3 separate regions of the Homo sapiens genome follow, and regions 2 and 3 are each linked to region 1. The links are chromatin loops, found by intact Hi-C in ENCODE. Cell type or tissue: CD4-positive, alpha-beta T cell. All regions are shown on one strand. Each heading gives the region's core, and the rest is flanking DNA. Links, peaks and the distances in the headings are about the cores only. Region 1 holds the start of LOC105369747 (a long non-coding RNA gene). Region 2 overlaps RPAP3 (RNA polymerase II associated protein 3). Region 3 overlaps PCED1B (PC-esterase domain containing 1B).

The links. Hi-C counts contacts between places; a loop is a spot of excess contacts. Peaks named below come from ENCODE experiments on the same cell type or tissue, not always from the same donor. Only the 100,000 strongest peaks of a DNase experiment are listed, where the experiment ranks them.
Region 2: a loop joins it to region 1, with 2.4 times the contacts of the local background. A loop is called at or near these places in 7 of 110 quality-filtered maps.
Region 3: a loop joins it to region 1, with 2.1 times the contacts of the local background. A loop is called at or near these places in 16 of 110 quality-filtered maps.

The regions. Positions count from the first base shown.
Region 1 is chr12:47,304,248-47,312,835 of GRCh38, forward strand. LOC105369747 (a long non-coding RNA gene) reads right to left here and starts at 3,152. Exons shown (of 2, transcript NR_135024.1): 1 at 3,072-3,152; 2 at 1,670-2,433. RefSeq lists enhancers at 2,070-3,269, 8,572-8,588. In CD4-positive, alpha-beta T cell, for the core only: CTCF peaks have their summits at 3,706 and 3,919; DNase peaks (open chromatin) are centred at 2,734 and 3,694; H3K4me3 peaks cover 1,257 bases; H3K27ac peaks cover 926 bases.
Region 2 is chr12:47,684,933-47,689,932 of GRCh38, forward strand. RPAP3 (RNA polymerase II associated protein 3) reads right to left here. Exons shown (of 17, transcript NM_024604.3): 7 at 4,193-4,263; 8 at 2,944-3,069; 9 at 1,848-1,975. Among named protein-coding and RNA genes, the nearest start is that of RPAP3, 19 kb to the right of the region's middle. In CD4-positive, alpha-beta T cell, for the core only: CTCF peaks have their summits at 1,904 (motif pointing left) and 2,107; a DNase peak (open chromatin) is centred at 1,899.
Region 3 is chr12:47,218,146-47,226,733 of GRCh38, forward strand. The region is part of intron 3 of PCED1B (PC-esterase domain containing 1B); the gene reads left to right. Among named protein-coding and RNA genes, the nearest start is that of PCED1B-AS1, 6.0 kb to the left of the region's middle. RefSeq lists enhancers at 2,497-2,997, 3,293-4,024, 4,025-4,755, 4,756-5,486. In CD4-positive, alpha-beta T cell, for the core only: no CTCF peak of the experiment used is centred there; no DNase peak of the experiment used is centred there; H3K4me3 peaks cover 2,766 bases; H3K27ac peaks cover 2,427 bases.

The DNA of each region.
Region 1 (8,588 bases), core at 1,386-6,385:
CTTGGAAGTTAATTCAGGGAACTTTAGCTATACAGCTGGCCCTGACACAAGTGGACATGACTATACATGTTTGTTTCAAAAGTAAATTTGTTATAGTTGAGAGTCATTCAAGTTTTGGGTACAGTTGGCAGGCTCAAGCCCCATGGTATGACATATCCCTATGTAAGGATCAACTGTAGGCAAATATAAATTGACAAATCTTGCTATGCTCTGAATTTAACATGAACACGCAAGAAGGAACAAGCCATTGATAGAGCCAATGACAAATTTGAAGAAGGCTTAAAAACAGAAACTACAGTATTATTCATGCCTGTGACAGAGCAATATATAGATATGTTTTTCTTTTTTAAAAAAATTAATGCTTTAAAAATTTAATCAATTTTTTCCTTTTTGATCTCTTATTTATTTATTAATTATTATTATTATTTTTTGACACGGAGTTTTGCTCTTGTTGCCCAGGCTGGAGTGCAATGGCACAATCTCGGCTCACTGCAACCTCTGTCTCCTGGGTTCAAGCCATTCTCCTGCTTCAGCCTCCCAAGTAGCTGAGATTACAGGTGCCTGCCACCAGGCCCAGCTAATTTTTTTTTGTATTTTTAGTAGAGACAGGATTTCACTATGCTGGCCAGGCTGGTCTCAAACTCCTGACCTCAGGTGATCCACCCATCTCAGCCTCCCAAAGTGCTGGGATTACAGGCATGAGGAACCGCACCTGGCCTTTATTTATTTATTCTTTTTTTATTATTAATTTTTTTACTGGCATGATAATAAATATGAAGTCCAACAAAACAAAATTTTCACTGTCTGCTTTTCTTTTCTGGCCATTATTAATATGTGCTCTGTATTACCGAAACGGGAAAGGTTCCCTCGTCCCCCTCACAGGGTGTGTGACGGGGGAGTGCCTCGCTTCTTCAATGCCCCGCTGCTCAAACCTCTAAGGGAGAATGGAGATGGGAAGGCTATATAGAGCTCCGACCCCAGGGCAGTGTCTAGGAGTGATTGTTTACAGCTTCTGAAGCCCCAGCGGGCATGTGTTATAGGGTGCTCTTTTAGTTTCCCGTCTATAGGTGACTTGTGTTCATCAGCTCAATTCGACCCCCTTCGTTATCACAAGGACAGAGGGATTTCTGTATCCCGGGGTTTCTGTATCCCGGGGTTTCTTGCCTTGGTGCACCAGAAGAATTGGATCACACGTGGACTTGGAGAATGAGAGCAAGGTTTTATTGAGTGGAAGTGGCTCTCAGCAAATGGGGGATCCAGAAGGGAGACGGTTCTCCCCCGGAGTTGGGCCGCTCATCAACGAGGCTCTCCTCCAACTGCCCCAGCCAAACTCCGTATTGTTCTGCGGATCGGGGTGCCTGCTGGATTGCCTGTGCCAGTGCATTCCACTTGACACCCAGCCGCCTGTGTGTGCCTCCGCCCATGTGCTCCTGTGGACGTCTAGCCACTTCTGTGTCTGCCTGCTAGGTCTGGGAGGTTTCTATAGGCACAGGATGGGGGCATGGCAGGCCAGGGTAGTTTTGGGAAATGCAACATTTGAGCACCAAGACAGGAGTACCGTCCTCACCTAGGTCCTTGGGGGTAGAGGCCCAGCCAGGGACCACCCTCTTCCCTTCCCAGCACTCCGGTATCATTACTTATCTGTGTAATAATAGTGCTACAAACTTACTAGCCTGAAGGAATACACATTTATTATTTCTGTTTCTGTGGGTCAGGAGGACTTCCAGTTCCAAAATGGCAGCATAGAAGCATGCTGACTTCACTCCCTCCACAATAAACCAAAACCAAATGTACAATGTCAAGATTATCACCAGAAATATTCCAGAACTCATATATGAAAAAGAGTTCCCAGGGCCACAAAGAAGTGAAAAACTCTAAGCAGATGGTAAGAGAATTGGACTTCTGAGAGGTGACAATGTGCTAGCAGCCCTTGCTAGCTCTCGGGGCCTCCTCGGCCTCGGCGTCCGCTCTGGCCGTGCTTGAAGAGCCCTTCAGCCCACCACTGCGCTGTGGGGTCCCCTTTCTGGGGCTGGCGGAGGCTGGAGCCGGCTCCCTCTGCTCCAGGGAGGTGTGGAGGGAGAGGCGCAGACGAGAGCTGGGGCTGCGCGGTGCTTGCAGTCCGGCATGGGTTCTGGGTGGGCACGGGCTCGGAGGGCCCCGCACTCCGGGCAGCAGGCTGGTGCCTGCTGGGCTTGATCAGAGGCTGGGTCCCCTGCTTGGATCGCCATTCCCTCTTCACCGAGTTGTTGGCAACGATGGCGGGTCTCTGTCTCTTTCTGGCTTCCCCTTTTCCTCTTGGTTGTCTGGGACGAGCTCCTTCTGGGTTGCCGGAGTGTCCAGGATAGGTGCCGCAAAGTCAAGCCAGTGCCAGTGAAAGGTGAAGCCTGCTGGGCTTCTGGGATGGGTGGGGACTTGGAGAACTTTTGTGTCTAGCTAAAGGATTGTAAATGCACCAATCAGCACTCTGTGTCTAGCTAAAGGTTTATAAACACACCAATCAGTGCTCTGTGTCTAGCTAATTGGGTGGGGACTTGGAGAACTTTTGTGTCTAGCTAAAGGACTGTAAACGCACCAATCAGCACAATCAGCACTCTGTGTCTAGCTAAAGGTTTGTAAACGCACCAATCAGCACTCTGTCAAAATGGACCAATCAGCTCTCTGTAAAATGGAACAACCAGCAGGATGTGGGTGGGGCCATACAAGGGAATAAAAGCAGGTCACCCAAGCCAGCAGCCACAACGCGGGTACCGTTGCACGCTGTGGAGGGTTTAGCTCTTTGCAATAAATCTTGCTGCTGCTCACTCTTTGGGTTGGCACTGCCTTTATGAACTGTAACACTAACCACGAAGGTCTGCAGCTTCACTCCTGAAGCCAGCGAGACCACGAACTCACCAGGAGGGACGAACAATTCCAGATGGGAGGAACAAACAACTCCGGACACGCCACCTTTATGAACTGTAACACTCACCGCGAAGGTCTGCAGCTTCACTCCTGAGGCCAGCAAGACCATGAACCCACCGGGAGGAAGGAATAACTCCAGACGCATCGCCTTTAAGAGCTGTAACACTCACCACAAAGGGATGCAGCTTCACTCCTGATGTCAGCCACGAACCCACCAGAAGGAAGAAACTCCGGACCCATCTGAACATCTGAAGGAACAAACTCCGGACACACCATCTTTAAGAACTGCAACACTCACTGCGAGGATCCGCGGCTTCATTCTTGAAGTAAGCGAGTCCAAGAACCCACCAATTCTGGACACACTTCCACATTTGTGACGTCTCTCCCCTCATTCTGACTGGTATCAAGCACAAGAAATAATTTCCCCCAACTCAGTTTCTCACTGGAAAAAATGAGGTTGAGGTGGATAACCAACTTCATCATCCTGGGTTCCATGGCAAGAGACCCATCCCTACCTTAGAGCCACAGGAAGCACTGTGAGTGCCTGAAAAGAGAAATATCCCTGAGAACAGTCAGAACCGGTGGGGAGGGAAGACTACCATCCCCTGCCCTGGGAACTGCTTTGTAAATCAGCCAAACAAGACACCAAATCAGAGTGACTGTTCAGCAGCACCATACTGCAGAAGGTTTGTTCCACAGGTCTCCTGGGGACGAACTTCTAGCCAACCTTCCTACACTGCCAGGATATCCCCTTAGGGACCTCTGCCACTCAGAAAGGGCATGCTCTGATCATTTACTAGAGCTGAGGTGAACCTGGCGTAAAGACGCCACCTAGAGCTGAAAAGAAGACAGTCCATAGCAATAAAGAACCTTTAAGCAATTGTAGCCAATAAAAATCAAAACAAGCCAGACAGAGAAGACTGGAATAAATAATTAATCCTTCAATGTAAAGACATAGACATACATCCACAAGAAACAACAGCAAACAGGAAACCAAGGTCTCCCCAAATGGACAAAACAAGAAACCAGTGACTGACCCTAAACGGCAGTTTTAAGGAAACTCAGTGATCGCCAAGATAACACGGAAAACAAATTTCAGAAATTTATCAGAGCAATTTAACAAAGAAATCTAAATAATTTAGAAAAACAAAAATTTTGGAACTTAGAAAAATATTTGGTGAACTGAAAAATTCATTAGAGGCTCTCAATAGCAGAGAAGACAGGCTATTTGAAAACATATAGTAAGAGGAGAAAAAAGAAAAAAAAGAATGAAAAGGAATGATGATTGCCTATAAAATTAACTCAAAAGACCACATCTAAAAATTATTGGTGTTTAAGAGAAAGTCGAGCAAGGGGAAGGGGTAGAAAGTTTAATCAAAGAAATAATAACATAAAACTTTCCAAACTTGAGAAAAATATAAATATCCAGGTACTGGAAGGTCAGAGAACACAAAATAAGATTTGACTCAAATAAGACTGCTCCAAGGCATATAATAAACTCCCAAAGGTGAAGGACAAAGAGGATCCTAAAGGCAGCAAGAGAAAAGCAAGTAACATATAAAGGATTTCCAATTCATCTGGCAATAAACTTCTCAATGGAAACCATACAGGCCAGGAGGGAGTAGGATAACATTTTCAAAGAAGTACTGAAAGAAAAAAACTACCATTCAAGAATAGTGTCCAGCAAGGGTATTCTTCACCTGTGAAGGAGAGATAAAGTCGTTCCCAGATAAGCAAAAGGGAAGAGAATTCACCACCACCAGACCTGTCATACAAAAAATGCTAAAGGGAGTTCTTCAATCAATCTAAAAGCAAAATGTGCAATAAAAAGAGAAAAAAGAAAAGAAAAAAGAAAGAAAAACTAAAGAAAGAAAAAAAGAAGAAATAAAATATTTGAAGGTGTAAAACCCACTGGTAAAATTAAGTAAGTAGACAAACCCAGAATACTCTTACACTGTAATTGTGGAGTGCAATCCACTCATAACTCTAGTATGAAGCCCAAAAGATGCATCTACCAAAACAATAATAGCTACATTAACCTGTTAAAATATAGGCAATATAAACAGAGGCAAATTAAGACAAAAGTCAAAATGTGAGAGTAAGGAAGTTGTAGATTTTTTTTTTTTTGCTTTTGCTTTGTGTGTTTCCATTCTTTTCTTTGTGGTCTAAGATAAGTTGTTATCTCCTTAAAATAATTTGTTTTATCTATAAAATGTTTTTCATAAGCCTCATGGTAACCCCAATGCAAAAACCTATAATAGATTCACTAAAAGTTAAAAGCAACAAATTAAAACTTACTACCAGAGAAAGTCACTTAACCACAAAGAGAGACAGTAAAAAAGCAAGAAGGAAGGGAGGAATTACAAAATAATCAGAAAACAACAAAATAGCAGCAGTGAGTCCTTATCAATAACACTGAATGTAAATTCACTGAATTCTCCAATTAAAAGGCATAGAGTGGATGAATGAATAAAGAAACGAGACTCAACTATATAATGCCTACAGGAAACCCATTCCACCTAAAAAGACATACAGACTGGCTGGGCATGCTGGCTCAGGCCTGTAATCCCAGCACTTTGGGAGGCCGAGATGGGTAGATCCCTTGAGGTCAGGAGTTCGAGACCAGCCTGGCCAACACGGTGAAGCCCTGTCTCTACTAAAAAAATACAAAATTAGCTGGGTGTGGTGGCAGGAGCCTGCAATCCCAGCTACTAGGGAGGCTGAGGCAGGAGAATCGCTTGAACCTGGGGGGTGGAGGTTGCAGTGAGTCAAGATCATGCCACTGTACTCCAGCCCGGACAACAGTGCAAGACCCTGTCTCAAAACAAAAACAAAAACATACAGACTGAAAGTGAAGGGGTGAAAAGATATTTCATACCACTGGAAGCCAAAACAAAGCAGGAGTAGCCGTACTTAGATAAAATAGACTACAAATCAAAGACTGCAAAAAGAGACAAAGAAGGTCACTAAATAATAATAAAGGGGTGAATTCAGCAAGAAAATATAACAATTATAAATATCTATGCACGCAACACTAGGGCCCCTAAGTATATAAAGCAAACATTAATAGAGCTAAAGGAAAAGATGGATTGAAATACACTAATAGCAAGGGACTTTAACACTCTACTCTCAGGAAACCGACAGATTATCCTGACAGAAAATTAACAAAGAAACTTTGGAGTTGAACTACACAGCACAGTAGACCGGATAGGTATGACAATTACAGAACATTTCACTCAAATCCTGCAGAATACACATTCTTTTCATTAGTATATGGAACATTCTCCTGAATAGATTATATCTTAGGCCACAAAAAAGGTCTGAATACATTCAAAAAAGTAGAAATTACATCATGTATCAAATGGTTTTTTCTGACCACAGTGGAATAAACCTAGAGATCAATAACAAGAGGAACCTCTAAATCTTCCCAAACACATGGAAATTAAACAACATGCTCCTGAACCACCAATGGGTCAATGAAGAAATTAAGAAGAAAATTTTAAAATTTCTTGAAAAGAATAAAAATGGAAATACAATATACCAAAATCTATGGGATACAGCAAAAGCAGTAGTAAGAGGGAAATTTATAGCAATAAATGCCTATATCAAAAAGCAGAAAGAAATATAAAATTAAATATAAATAATTTTTATTCAAAAAAGTAGAAATACTTCAAATAAACATAAAGGAATTAGGAAAGCAAAAACAAAACAGACCCAAAATACACAGAAGGAAAGTAAAAAAGATCAGAGCAGAAATAAATGAACTTGAGACTAAAAAATACAGAATATCAAAGAAATAAAAAGTTGGTTTTTGGAAAAGATAAACAAAATCACAGTTTTAGTGGGTCAGGAATCAGGGCATGGCTTGACTGTGTCCTCCACTTCAGGGTCTCACAAGGATGCAATCAAGGTGTCAGCTGAGGTTAGACTGAGCAAGGATCCACTTCCAAGCTCAGGTAGTAGTTAACAAGATTCAGTAACTCATGGGATATTGGACTGAGGGCCTCAGTCTCTTGCTGGATATTGGTCTTGGACTGCCCTCTGCTCCTTGCCATGGGGCTTTCTCAACATGACCTTTGCTTTCTTAAAGTAAGCAAGAGGCCATGTGTGGTGGCTCATGCCTGTAATTCCAAAACTTTGGGAGGACAAAGTGAGAGGATCACTTGAGCCCAGGAGTTTGATACCAGCCTAAGTAACATAATGAGACTCTACAAAAAATAGAAAAAAATAGCCAGGGGCACACACCTGTGGTCCCAGCTACTTGGGAGGCTGAGGTGGAAGAATTGCTTGGGCCCAAGGGGTCAAGACTACAGTGAGCTGTGATCATGCCACTGCACTCCAGCCTGGACAAGAGATCAAGACCATCTCCCTCCCACTACCCAGAAAAGCTAGCAAGAGTGAGCATCTCCAAGCAAGATGGGGTACAATTTTATGTTGCACAATCGTATCCCATCAGCTTTGCCATATTCTACTGGTTAGAAGCAATTAACAAGTCTCACCCACACTCAAGGGGAGGGGATTTACACAAGACATGAATAGCATAAGGTGGGTGTATTAGTCTGTTCTTACACGGCTGTAAAGGATTGCCTAAGACTGGGAAATTTGTAAAGAAAAGATGTTTAATTGGCTCACAGTGCCACGGGCTGTACAAGAAGCAAGGCTGAAGAAGCTTCAGGAAACTTTCAATCATGGCAGAAGGTGAAGGGGAAACTGGCAAGTCTTACATGACAGGAGCAGGACAAAGAGAGAGCGGGGAGGTGCCACACAGTTTTAAACAACCAAATCTTGCAAGAAATCACTCACTATCATGAGAACAGCAAGGGGGTAATCCACCCCCACGATCCAATCACCTCCCACCTGGCCCCTTCTCCAACACTGAGGATTACAATTCAAGATGAGATTTGGGCAGGCCACAGACCCAAATCATACCAGTGGGCATCATGGGGGCCCTCTTAGACTCTGCTGCATGTTTCATTTCACGATTATTTAATATAATTTTTCATATAATAATTTGTCATATAAAGGAGGCAGATATTTAAAAATTGATCTGCTCAGGGTGTCAGATGCACTAGGTACACCACTGCCCTTTATCCTACTTAATTTTTGTCATAATACTTGCCTGATTTATTGTATATTTTCATTATTTTATATAACATTTAATATATTTATATATTTTATTAATATATAATGAACAATAAAAGTTTATTAATATATGTTCATATTTCATAGTCTATATTATTTAACATTTATTATATATTTTATGTGTTATTCACCTTGTATGTTTATTTGTTCATTGTCATCTCCGCCTTATAACCTCCTTAAGGGCAGGACTTTTTCTGGTGTGTTCACTATATTCAGCACCTAGAGCATTGGCTGGCACATTAGAAGAACTCAATAAATATTTGATGGCTAACTATGTGTAATGTTCAGAAGTGTTAATATAGGAGACTAGATTGTAAACTCCCCACGTATTTTAAAATCTCATAGATTTTTAAATTAGGTTTTATATGAACCACCCTCTAGCCTTTTAGTTTTCCCCTAGCTTTACCTCCTCATTTCTAAATTTGTTTGTATTTCTAACCCTGTACTTTGTCAATGTGATACTAAAATAGCTGAATATAAAGTGAGATTTTGGTAAATGACCCATGATTTTTTTTTTAGTAATACCAAATGACAGTCCATCATAG
Region 2 (5,000 bases), core at 1-5,000, 380 kb after region 1:
CAGGAGCTCCTAACCTGAGATTGTCTGAGGGATGTGGAAACTTGTTTAGGAAAAAAACTGTATCACTGTTTTCACTAAACTTCAAATAAAATTTAGCTATCTTTCAAATACAAATGCAGACAATAGTATCTATCACTTTGTCACCAATAAAAATCAGATATTTTGGCCGGGCGCGGTGGCTCCTGCCTGTAATCCCAGCACTCTGGGAGGCCGAGACGGGCAGATCACCTGAGGTCAGGAGTTTGAGACCAGCCTGGCCAACATGGCAAAACCCCATCTCTACTAAAAATACAAAAATTAGCTAGGTGTCATGGCGCATGCCTGTAGACCCAGCAACTTGGGAGGTTGAGGCAGGAGAATTGCTTGAACCTGGGAGGTGGAGGTTGCAGTGAGCCAAAATTACACCACTGCACTCCAGCCTGGGTGACAGAGGGGGACTCTGTCTCAAAAAAAAAAAAAAAATCAGATATTTCCATATCACATTATAACGGTTACTGGTATCTCAAAATATTGCTTATGCTCACCACTATTCAGAATTACAGTAAAAATTTAACCTGTTGCTTATTTGCATGTGATTGCAGTGTCTGGTTTATAGATACTCTTGTGACAAGGCTGGCAACTGTTGGGCAACTCTGCCCTAGTAGTTATTCAGAAGACAAAGAGCTAAGGCATGTGTTATCACATTGGAAATCTAATCATCTACGTTGCTTCAGGTATTCCCTATCCACACTTGCTTGTTGATCAGTACGTGGAAGATGTGTCGAGGATCATCCCAAAATTTGGTGTCCTTACTGAAACCTTACAATCATGTCTTTAAAATTTTTTTAACATTAACTTGTCTGTATTTTAAATGTAGTTTCAAATACAGTACAATCACATGCAAATAAGCAGCAGGTTAAATTTGTACTGTAATTCTGAATATTGGTGAGCATAAAATACAGCACTTGCCTGTATTTTAAATGTAATTTCTCATTTTGAGGTGTGTTAATAAAAAATCAAATATACTACTATATCACAATTTTTAATATTTTCAAAACTATATTTTGATATAATTGGTTTCCTTTGTAATCCTAGTTGTACAGTTAAGCATTTAAAAATATCCTGAGAAGCGTTCAACATACAGCTAAAGGGGAATTCATGGCACTGAAGAAGTTTCGAATTCCTATTTATACTATTTACAGGCTTTTTAAAATTCTGGCATTAGTCTGTAAAGTATAACAAGAGAAACAAAGTCTAAGTCTAAGTTTCTGCCATCGGATATAATTCTACTGATTGTCCAACTTGGGCACAACCAGAAAAAGCTGGTTAATATAGGATCAAATGTTTGTTACATATGTTATTAATCAGCAGTTTCAATGACAGCAGTTCTCTTTTGTTATACATGTATGTATATAAAACATTTCCAGATAAGACTTTGCCCAAGGGGCTCTGAAGTGAAAAATAATTTTTAATCAAGATCCAGAATACTATACATAAAGCGACTAGAGAAAAACTGGTAAACTGTGTAATGCCAGACTTAAAAGCGGGAAAATATTAACAAGAACATCTACTGAATACACACCTTGTGCCTGGAACTATGTATACCACAGGTACATAAACACACACATACACATACACACACACACACACACACACACACACACACTACTTTTCCCCTCTCATTTCACTTTAATTTAAATGCTCAAAAATACATAAATTAAATTTTAACTTACTTAAATTTACCATAAATTGGCATGTGAGCTAACCTAACACGCCATAATTGGCATGTTAGGTAACTTATGGTAAAAATTTACCAATTTATTGTAAATTTTTATCCTGAACAGCACTAAAATGTAACCAATACTTACTTCTGAATCTTCAGATAGGCCATAGCTCTGTTAGCTGGAAGAAGGGCATTAGCACCATCTGCTGCTATCCCTCGAGTATAGCATTCAATTGCTCTTTCATATTTCCCCTCTTTGAAAAATCCATTCCCCTGTTATTTTGTAGAGAGATATGGAGAATAAAAAAAAAATTTCAAAAAAAATAAATGAATTCAAATCTTATGAAACACTGCAAGGATATTCACCAACAGTATTTCAAGAAAGAATATTGTTAAAAATCTGGCCCATGAGACACGTTTTAAAATCTGTTGGTTTGGGTTGTTTCTTTTTTAATGGCATTATTCTCTTTTCAGTACTAAAAAGGAAAAACATGTATACTACATTACTTTGCAGCATTCACTATTATTCCATTAATTACATATTACGCAAAGCTTAAATTTAAAAACCTATTTTAACAAAGGTCCAAATAATATACTGTCTTAAGTTACATTAGAAGCTGTACAAAAGGACTTCATAACTCAAATAAATTTTGTGAAAGAATACAGTACCAGAATTATAAAGCCCACTCTTCAATAACTTTAATATGCCCAAATATAAGATAAATTCAGCTGTATTGGAATTTGTATACCTGATTTCACTATAACATTTACTTATAATCAGTCAAATATCACAATCAATAATCATTTCATAAATATTTATTAGGAATCCTCTGTGGGTCCAGGAAAGGCAATAAATAAACTAAACCTCAACTCATGATTAGTAGAGGAATTTCAATCAGAAACAGTCCAGTGTGAATTAATGAAAAAAGTACATTATAAGAATGGATTGTAATTAACTTCTATGTTAAATTTATAACTATGTATATGTAAATATATAAAACATTCAAAAGTAGTTTCCTAAACTTAAGTGTTTCTATAGTTATTTTTTTAATTTATATATAAAGTCATCAATTACCCAAATTTTGAATTAGTAGGTCCCAGAGGCTTTAGTGCATTTAATTCCCAATTCCTACTCAAGCAAAACTTTAATATTAGAGAAGAAAGAAATTAACTGATATACAAGAAATAAATCAACACTCAGCAAAACATATACATTGTACGTTGGAATAGCTTTGGATTACCCGATCTTTCTCTGAAATGGCCTGCTGCTTATTCTGTTGTGCTTCAATTTGCTTTCGCTCTCCTTCTGTTGACTTAATCACTATGTCAGCTTCCTTTGGATATGAGTTTTCTTTGGATGCTAAAGCCTAGGAGACATAGCAGTCAGCTAAAATAAAACAAAGTAATGCAAGATGCATATATATTTGACCTTAAAACATAAATACCTCAAATATATTAGAATTTCTGCCACATTTTAAATAATCAAAATAACATTTTCTGCTCTAATTCAAAATCTTTCTACTTATTAAAGTAAAAAGTAAAATAAGCATATAATAAATTTAATGTGCTTCTCATTTCAATTAAAATTAGTATCAAACGCCACATACTGCATGTTTTGACTTATAAGTGGGAGGTAAACATTGGGTACACATGGACATAAACAGAAACAACAGACACTATAGACTACCTGTTGGGGAGAGAAACATTGGGGTGGGGAGGGGAGGGGATGAAAAACTACCTATTGGGTACTATGCTCACTATCTAGGTGGCGGAATCATTCATACCCCAAACCTCAGTATCATACAATATGCCCATGTAAAAAGCCTGCACATGTACCCTTTGAATCTAAAATACAAGTTGAATTATTTTAAATAAATAAATAAGTAGCATCCATTAAAAGTAGTTGCTCATTTATTCAACAAATATTTATTGAATTTCTATACGGGCCAGACACTGTTTTAGGAGCTGTTTTCAGACATAACAGTTCATTACAACTACATCACCAAACTTCTCAAATTCAATATTCACAGTCATTATTTGACCTAAGGCAAAATTTTAAACATATGTAATACAGTTCACAACTATAATCAAGTTAACATATTTACCAGATCTTATGTGCAATAGTAGTGGTAATATTTAAAAGCACACTTTCCCCAATCACTGTCACTTTTCTCTCAATGTTTCAGTCAGTGCATAAGCCAAAAAGGAAGAAAATCAGTGGGATAAAAAAATAATAATTCTGTCATCTGAGAAAGAGTAAAGCAGCAGTAGTTCTTAAAGATCTCAGGCAACTTCTAGAACAATCAAGGGTCTTTAAATACCATTACACTCCCTCTAGCATGCAAATTCATTTAGTAAAACTCTATAGTACAAAGAATTAAAATTAGAAAATCTCAATATTAAGAAATCTATAGTACAAAATCTATGCAAAAAGCTTTACTTCTTCAAATAAAGGTCATAATACACTTAATTTAAATAACTATAGTTTACCTGACTGATTTTCCTGAGTTCATTTGTTGCTTCAAAGTTATTTGGTTCTAGTTCTAATACTCTTTCATAATCTAAGTAAAAGAGAAGATAAAAAAAATTTTTAAAGATAGGTAATATTTTAAAACATGTACAAAACAATCTTTTGTTGCCTGTGACAATCAGGCAACTGTCCTACAGCAAAATAAAGGAGAAACAAAGAAATACTATCATTAGGCCACTGAACTTTCTTTTTTTGAGACAGATTCTCACTCTGTTGCCCAGGCTGAGTGCAGTGGCGCAATCTTGGCTCACTGCAACCTCCAGTTCCCAGGTTCCAGTGATTCTGTACCTCAGCCTCCTGAGTAGCTGGGACTACAAGCACACGCCAACAAGTTCAGCTAATTTTTGTATTTTTAGTAGAGACAGGTTTTCTCCTCATTGGGCAGGTTAGTCTCAAACTCCTGGCCTCAAGTAGTCTTCCCACCTTGGCCTCCCAGAGTGCTAGGACTACAGGCGTAAGCCACTGTGCAGAGCCAAGCCACTGAACTTTCTTCTTCTCCCCCCAGGGCAGACAAAATCCTATGACAAACCATCTTCCACCAGCCCCAGGAAGGATACCTGCTATCATAAGTTGTATATCATAAAACCAAGAAGCAGGCCGGGCGCAGTGGCTCACTCCTGTAATCCCAGCACTTTGGGAGGCCGAGGTGGGCAGATCACCTGAAGTCAGGAGTCAAGACCAGCCTGGCCAACATGGCAAAACCCTGTCTCTACTAAAATTACAAAAATTAGCCAGGCATGGTGGTGGGCACCTGTAATCCCGGATACT
Region 3 (8,588 bases), core at 1,806-6,805, 86 kb before region 1:
TGACTTATTTTTGGAGCTGGAGGAGAAGAGAGAAGCGAGAGCTCGGCTGGACACGGCAGCAGGGAGAAAAACCCCTAGGTCCGTTGTTGGCACTGAAGTGGGGAAAACCATGGCCTGGGGAAAGGCCTAATGTGAGAAGTTAGTCGGTGTGCATAGGCAGTATGACATTCATTTCACCAGCACAAGATTCTTGTTCCTCAGCTTCCTTAGTCCCTGGACCTTGCTTGTCCTTTCTTCCGCTCCAAGCCGTAGAGCTTGAAACTGGCAAGTCCTCAGTTGCACTGCCAACAGGCAAAGCAGTGGGAACTCAAGTTTCCAGAATCCTCTACAACATAGTGTGAGTAAAAGCCAAGGCAGAGACAGTGTCTTGCTCTGTCATCCAGGCTGGAGCGCAGTGGTGCCATCACGACTCACTGCAGCCACAAACTCCTGGGTGCAAGGTATCCTTCCACCTCAGCCTCCTCCTGAGTAGCTGGGACTACAGACATGCGCCACCACATCCTGATCATTTTTAATTTTTTTTCTTTTTTTTTTTTTTTTTTAGAGACAGAGGTGTAGCTTTATTGCCCAGGGTGGGCTTGAACTCCTGGTCTCAAGCAATCGTCCCTCCTTGGCCTCCCAAAGTGTTGGGATTTCAGGTGTGAGCCACTCTACCTGGCTGAGACTTGCTCTCATTTTTAAATTCAAAAAATGTTTTCCATAGATCGGCCGCCTGTGGAAAAAGGTGACTCAGGCCTGTAATCCCAGCACTTTGGGAGGCCTAGGTGGGTGGATCACCTGAGGTCAGGAGTTCGAGACCAGCCTGGCCAACACGGTGAAACTCCGCCTCTACTAAAAATAGAACAATTATCTGGGCATGGTGGCAAATGCCTGTGATCCCAGCTATTCCGGAGACTGAGGCAGGAGAATCACTTTAGCCCATGAGACAGGGGATGTAGCGAGCCAAGATTGCACCACTGCACTCCAGCCTGGGCAACAGAGTGAGACTCTATCTCAAAAAACAAAAATAAAAAAGTTTCTTTTTCCATAGAAACACTATTACACATAGAATTTAAATACTACAAAAATGGTAACAATAATGATAGCAACAATAATAAAATAATGTCCATTTTTAAAACTCTTTTGGGTAATCCCTTCAGAGGAGCATAGGTGCTATTTCCCCCATTTAAGAAGTAAAAAACTAAGTAGCACAAAGATAAAGTAAGCATTAGAGGTGGAAGAAATCCAGGCCTGCTGACTCAACCCTAGATTCCTGTTACTGAGTAAATGGACTTTTGTAGCTAGTCCTGGAGCAGAATTGTCACAATCCAACCTGTTCATCAGTTGAAAGCACTCGTCATTATTAGCTCTCCAATCGCCCTTGTTTTTCATCCATGGGAACTTTTAATTCAGCCACTGGTTGGAATCTAGAGTAGTCAGCATAAGCCTAAACATTTGAAACACAAATATAGCTTTAGTGCAGCACTGGGTTTTCCATCGGCTTTTAAGAAGACTAGCTAACAGAGTGATGAAAATCGAACTAAGTTATTTCACACCTGCTTTGTTTTCTCATGGAAAAATTTAAAGCTGTGCACAAAATATTGTTTTGTTTTTCAACAGAGAATAACAAGGAAAGCTACATGCAAATATTTCTTTCTAGATAATATGATTTTTTTTCTTCTTAATTTAAACAAGTATTTATAGCTGAGATTAAAAGCTCAGGCTTTGGAGCCATACTTCTTCCTAAAGAAACAAAAGGAAACCTTAAGCTTATCTAATTATTCAGAAGATTCACTGTCAATAATGGGTGTGGTGGCATGAGCCTAAAGTCCCAACTACCTAGGAGGCTGAGGAGGGAGGATTGATTGAGCCTGGGAGGTTGAAGCTGCAGTGAGCCGTGATCATGCCCCTGTACTCCCAGGTGACCAAGGGAGACACTGCCTCAAAAAAAAAAAAAAAAAAAAAAGAAGAAGAAGAAGAAGATACATTGTCAAAAGAATAGTTCTGCCATTTACTAGCTGGGCAACCTTAGGCAATTTATTTATTTATTTTTAATTTATTTTTTGAGACAGAGTCTCATTCTATTGTCCAAGCTGGAGTGCAGTGGCGCGATCTTGGCTCACTGCAACCTCTGCCTCCCGGGTTCAAGCAATTCTCTTGCCTCGGCCTCCTGAATAGCTGGGATTACAGGTGTGTGCCATGACACCAGGCTAATTTTTGTATTTTTAGTAGAGACTGGGTTTCACCATGTTGATCAGGCTGGTCTCAAACTCCTGACCTCAGGTGATCCACCCACCTCGGCCTCCCAAAGTGCTGGGATTACAGGCGTGAGCCACTATGCCCAGCCAACCTTAGGCAATTTATATAACCTCTCCATGCCTCAGTTTACTTATCTATAAAATGGAGATAATAATACTTCCTCCTTCACCGGGTTGTGAGAATGGAATAGGCCTGGCACAAAGTGAGTGCTCAGTGAGTGCCGATGATTACTAGGCACAGGCACTGGGCCCTGAGGGGTACAAGGATGGGTGAGACCCACTTCTGCCATCCAGAACTAGCATAGAGTGGGATAGAATGGCACATGGGCAGTTAATTATAGAACAAAACAGAACCAAAGGTTAAGTAGAGGCATCCCTCAGAGGAAGGAGAGATTTTTCTATCTAGGAGAGTAGGGAAGGCTCTCTGACAAAATTGTCTTTTAACGTGAGTCTTAATGAAGGAGCAGAATTTCAGTAACAGGAAAGGGTTGGGGAACATTCAAAGGTGAGTCACAGAGACAAACATAAAGACATGAGAAAAGGCCCTCTGGGCTTATACAAACCCTATGGTTCCCTGCGGGCTTTCAGAAGATCCCAAGAAGAAAGGATCATATCCCAAGACATAAAAAGTTTACAGAATGCAAAATGTTGGAATTATTCTAACATATTAAATGAATTTGAAACTTTAAAACCTAGATGATGAAGTTTTATGTAAGAAAACATATAAAATTAAAACTATACCAATTAAAAAATAATGTTTTAATCAAAGACACACTTTTTAAGGACTAAGAAAAATTGGGGGAAAGTAAAATATTTAACCATAAAACTGAAAACAAATGTGACATTGATCACTGTGCTCAGCTTCCCAAAATATATATTGCAACATTCCCCTCCTCCCTAAGCTATATCTTCAAAATATATATATTGTTTCCAATATTTGTTAGACATCAAAATTCTTTTTTTTTTTTTTTTTTTTTTTAAGAAAGGGATATCACCATGTTGTCCAGGTTGGTCTTGAATTCCTGGGCCAAGTGATCCTCCTGCCTAAGCTTCCCAGAGTGCTGGGATTACAGGTGGTGAGCCACCACGCCCCGCCAACATGAAAATTTTTAAATGATTGCCAGGATACAGATCAACCTAAGGATTTCTTCACAATTAAAACAAAACCAGTCATCAAAAATAAAAATGACTTTATCCACACATTTCAGAAGCAAAGTATATTTCCACCCAATTATGTATTCCCAGCCAGTGCTTCAAGAAAAATTATACAGCAGCTCTCTGAAATTGCCTGGTGAGAATGTGCTGCCATCATTCCCATTGTTGGTCAATGCAATATTTACATTTAGGGAGACTGTTCAAAGGTCACAAGACAATTATTTGAGAAATTCAGCCACAGTTTGATGGGAAGATAAATGAGTGTCTAGAGAAGTGGGAAGTGGCTGGGCATGGTGGCTTATGGCTGTAATCCCAGCACTTTGGGAGGCCAAGGCAGGAGGTTTACTTGAAACCAGGAGTTCAAGACCAGACTGGGCCACAAAGCAAGAGCCTGTCTCCACAAAAAATTTTAAAAAATTAGCTGGGCATGGGATGCACACTTGTGGTCCCAACTACTTGGCAGGCTGAGGCAGAAGGATCTCTTAAACCTGGGAGATAAAGGCTGCAGTGAGCCATGATCGCACCATGGCACTCCAGCCTGGGTGACAGAGTGAGACTCTATCTCTTAAAAAAAAAATTAAAAAAAAAAAAAAAAAAAACGCCCGGGCGTGGTGGCTCACGCCTGTAATCCCAGCACTTTGGGAGGCCGAGGAGGGTGGATCACCTGAGGTCAGGAGTTCGAGACCAGCCTGACCAACATGGAGAATCCCCGTCTCTACTAAAAATACAAAAAAATTAGCCGGGCGTGGTAGCACGTGCCTGTAATTCCAGCTACTTGGGAGGCTGAGGCAGGAGAATCGCTTGAACCTGGGAGGCAGATGTTGCGGTGAGCTGAGATCACGCCATTGCACTCCAGCCTGGGCAACAAGAGCAAAACTCCATCTCAAAAAAAAAAAAAAAAAAAAAAGAGAGAGAATTGGGAAGTGATAGGGGCCTGCATAGACTGCTTTTCCTACCTCCTACCCCTCCAACCCCAGATAACTTTATTCTCTCTACCTGAATATGTCTGAAACTCAGGAGACAGGTCTGGGCTAGAGACAAAGATAATAGCTACATTCACTGAGCACTTAGAAATGTGGCGGTGTCATGCTAATAACTTTACATGTGTTCATTTAACCCTCACTTGTTAGGAAAACTGCAGTAATATTGTTCCCATTTTATTGATGAGGTTTCTTCAGGGCAGAGGGGTTGCTTAATAGGCCCAGGGACTCAAGGGCTAGTAAGCAGTGGAGCAGGATCAAACCCAGGGGGCCAACCCCAGAGCCCCTCCCTCTCAGCCAGTGTGCTTTATTGCCCCAATTCTCAGTCATCTGCATACAAATGGGAATTGATAAGGGGATGGTCCGTTGTAACCATCCAAACCAGGACTCTTAAGGGTTTGGGGTGCTACTAATCATTCTGGGGAAACAGGCAGAAACCAGAACTGTTTGGGGCAAATAGGGACATAGGGTTACCTCATTTCCTGACACTCTGAAAATGGGTGGACACACGAGGATAAGAATGTTGAAGAAGAGAAGAAAAGAGCCCTTCAGTGGGCCTTGAGAAAGACCTGGAAGGGAGGGAGAAATAAGAAAAAGAGAGAGAGAGAGAGAAAGACCAACATTTGGGGAACTGCCAGAGAAAGAGAAACCCTCAAAAGATACTAGGGAAAGACAGGATACAAGGGTGTCACAAATACGTGGACTTGAGGGCTGGGTTTCTCAGAGGGAGCAGTCAGTAGTGCCCCTACCCCTCATACTGTAAGAACCAAAAAGTGGCCACTGAAAGGAGCAACAGGGAAATCATCGGTGATTTACTAACAAACATTCCTTGGCTTTGATCCAGTCAGAGCCAAATTAAAGTAAACGGAGGAGTGAGTGGGAGGTGGGGCCCAGACCCAGACCCAGTCAGTGCAAGCAAGTTTTTTTTTTTAAATGTGGCCTTGGAGTGGAGGCAAAAGATAGGACTGTCCTGGAGGTGGAGTCAAAGATGTTTCCTTTCTTTTTCAAAGCAAGAAACTAGAATGTGTTTAATGCTAAAAAGAAGGATCCAGGCCAAGGAGGGTAAAGAAAATGCAGAATGCAAATTATCCCCTCACTGGGGGATATCCGGGAGCGAAGTCCCTGAGCTGCTGAGGAAGCTTTACGCCTAAGGAGGTACCTCTCTGCCTTTGCAGGAGGGTGGGAAGCGGGGTGAGGATTTGAAGGTTTGAGGAGGGAGTCCAAACAGGGTTCTGTCTGCAGGCCTGTGTTTTCTCTGGAATCATTGTGGGAGGGCTTGCTGAGCCAAAGGATTAGAGGGGCCTACTGTCTGGCAGGCCTTGTATTATTAGGCCCCTGATGTACGAGATCTCTTTTCATTTTCACTATTATTTGACGAGGTAGGTAATATTATTCCCTTTTTACAGAAGAGGAAACTGGTTCAGAACTGTGGGCAGCCAGCCCAAGAGCACGCAGCTGTCCAGGGGCAGAGTCCACGTCTGGCTTCTTTGTCTGGAGTTGAAAGCCAGATCACCACCTTCTGGTATCTTTCATTTGTGTTAAAGGGGTAATAGGTAGGAAGTTAGCAAATATACTTTGAATAATGATGCAAGACCATCATGTAGAGGTTTACTATAGACTGTACATGATTGAAATCATACTTTTGTGTTTATGAAATGCTTTGATTATTTATTTTAGGGAATATTTACAAAAGGCTGTAAAACAAAAGTTTAAAAAAGTGAGGTCACTGGAATTAATGGTCCATAGTTTTATCTTTGGTTTTTACAGAAGTTACCTGCATTTCAGTTACTAAGAACCACCACTTCATTCATAAAAATGCTCTCTGCATTTCTTTCTGTAATTCATAGGCGTTGTTTATATTAGACTATTATTATGGGAAAATACACTGCTTTAAGAATTTTTAAACTTGGTAATTTTCAGACTCAAAGTGTTTGAGATTCTTCTGCTGATAGTTTATTTAAAAAGAATTACAAATTTCAGATTGTGGCCTGGTAGGGATGATACAAATACAAACTGAATATACCCACAGTGATTCCTTCCTCCACAAAGTAAACCTGTGATTACACGGAGCCCAGTTTGAAGATCTTTATTCTAGTTTCCGTTTTTCGCTTATCTCGCATGATTTTAGATGTGTTTAAAGACTACCTGGATAACCAACTTAGAAATACAGGCTATATGGCGTGGTTTCATGATGCGGGGATTCACAGGGGAATCATGGTTGTTGTTGAGGGATGTGAGCCAAATGTGCAGTAACAGCTGTCATAGCCGTAGATAGACGCAGGGCTCTCTAAATTTTTACTGAATTAATTAATGGACTGCAGATCCGAGACCTACGTAGGAAGTGAGGTCAATGTAGGTAGGTGATTCGAATCAGTTAACAGTCTTTCCAGTGGTTATTTGGCAATTCTTTTTCTTTTTCGTTTTCTTTTTTTGACACAGAGTCTCACGCTGTCGCCCAGGCTGGAGTGCAGTGACACAATCTTGGCTCACTGCAACCTCCACCTCCCAGGTTCAAATGATTCTCCTGCCTCAGCCTCCCAAGTAGCTCGGATTACAGGCACGTGCCACCATGCCCAGCTGATTTTTGTATTTTTGGTACAGACGGGGTTTTGCCATGTTGGCCACGTTGGTCTCGAACTCCTGATCTCAAGTGATCCACCCGTCTCGGCCTCCCAAAGTGCTGGGATTACAGAATTAAGCCACTGCACCCAGCCTGGCAATTATTTTTCTATTGCATTATTTACCACAGCATAGCATCTCTCAGTACTTTTCTGTATTTTTTTATTTGATCCTAAAGCCACTTTTAAAAATAGGCCTGCATTGCTTCTTCCACTTTGGTGTTGTATAGGTCACTGGATGTTAACTGACTTGCCTCAAATCAAAATATGAGTCTCTAGAGAATCCCCAGTCCACAAGTCACTAAGTTTTCCCAAAGAAAAGTTCGAATTGTTTGCTTTTCTTTTTTCTTTCAAAACTGTATATGGCATGTAATATAATTTTTGGCAAGTTTAAATTCACTTAGAAAACTAAGCAAATGCTGACATAGATAAATTATACAGGTGAGCTCATTAAAAATAATTCTTTATCTGTACCATCCATTCCACTAAAATTTAAGAGAATCTTGGAAAGTTCAAACTATTGGTTAGATCCCCCAAAATGCGGTTATAAGGAAATGAACCATTTATATTCCCAGTACAATATTGTATTAAGATAGTCATATGCAAGAAACTTATAAATTAGTTACAAGTACTTCCCACAATGAATCAAAACATCCTAATTTTTAGTGACTATCTCTGTGGTTTAAAACTTCTCTACAGTATCTCTAAAGCAACTGGCTTATTTCAGTGTACCTCTTCTTGTAACTAAAGATCAAAAAGAAAAGAAAAATCAACATAATTATTACAAAACATTAATGAAAGATAAATGTTATGTGTTTGGGTTGTGATCATTGTAAAGCAATAGTCAATGAGTTGTAATTCATAGCTTATGAAGCTATTAAAAAATTAATTATCCCCAAACAGGGAAATATAAACAAGATGCTGGAAAGTAATTTATTGTGGCAGTAGACATTATTAATACATATATCTGTGACAGCTTTAGCCTAAGCCCAAAATTTACTTTGAAAACAGAAAAAAACATGGAACTACTTATAACTATGATTTTTAAAATTACCATGAAACTTTAAAAAAATTCTGTTTTAATTCGAAGTTGGAATCAGGTTGCAATGATTGTTCATAAACCTCCCTCCTCTGGCTTGATTCTTCCAACAGTCTCAGGTACTTAATTTACATACATCCGTTTTAGCAGCCAGCTCTTTAAGTGCCCATTTTCTTACCCCTCCTCTTGAGAGAAGAGATTGCCTCTCTTTTTGAGATGGAGTGAGTCTCGCTCTGTCGCCCAGCCTGGAGTGCATTGGTGGGATCTCGGCTCACTGCAACCTCCGCCTCCTGGGTTCAGGCAATTCTCCTGCCTCAGCCTCCTGAGTAGCTCGGATTACAGGCGCATGCCACCACACCCGGCTAATTTTTTATATTTTTGGTAGACACGGGGTTTCAACATGTTGGCCAGGCTGGTCTTGAACTCCTGATCTCAAGTTATCCGCCCGCCTTGGCCTCCTAAGGTGCTGAGATTACAGGCGTGAGCCACTGCACCTGGCCAAAATTGCCTTTTCATACCTAGTCCTTGCACCCAGTGCACTATTTGGCTCTCCATGATC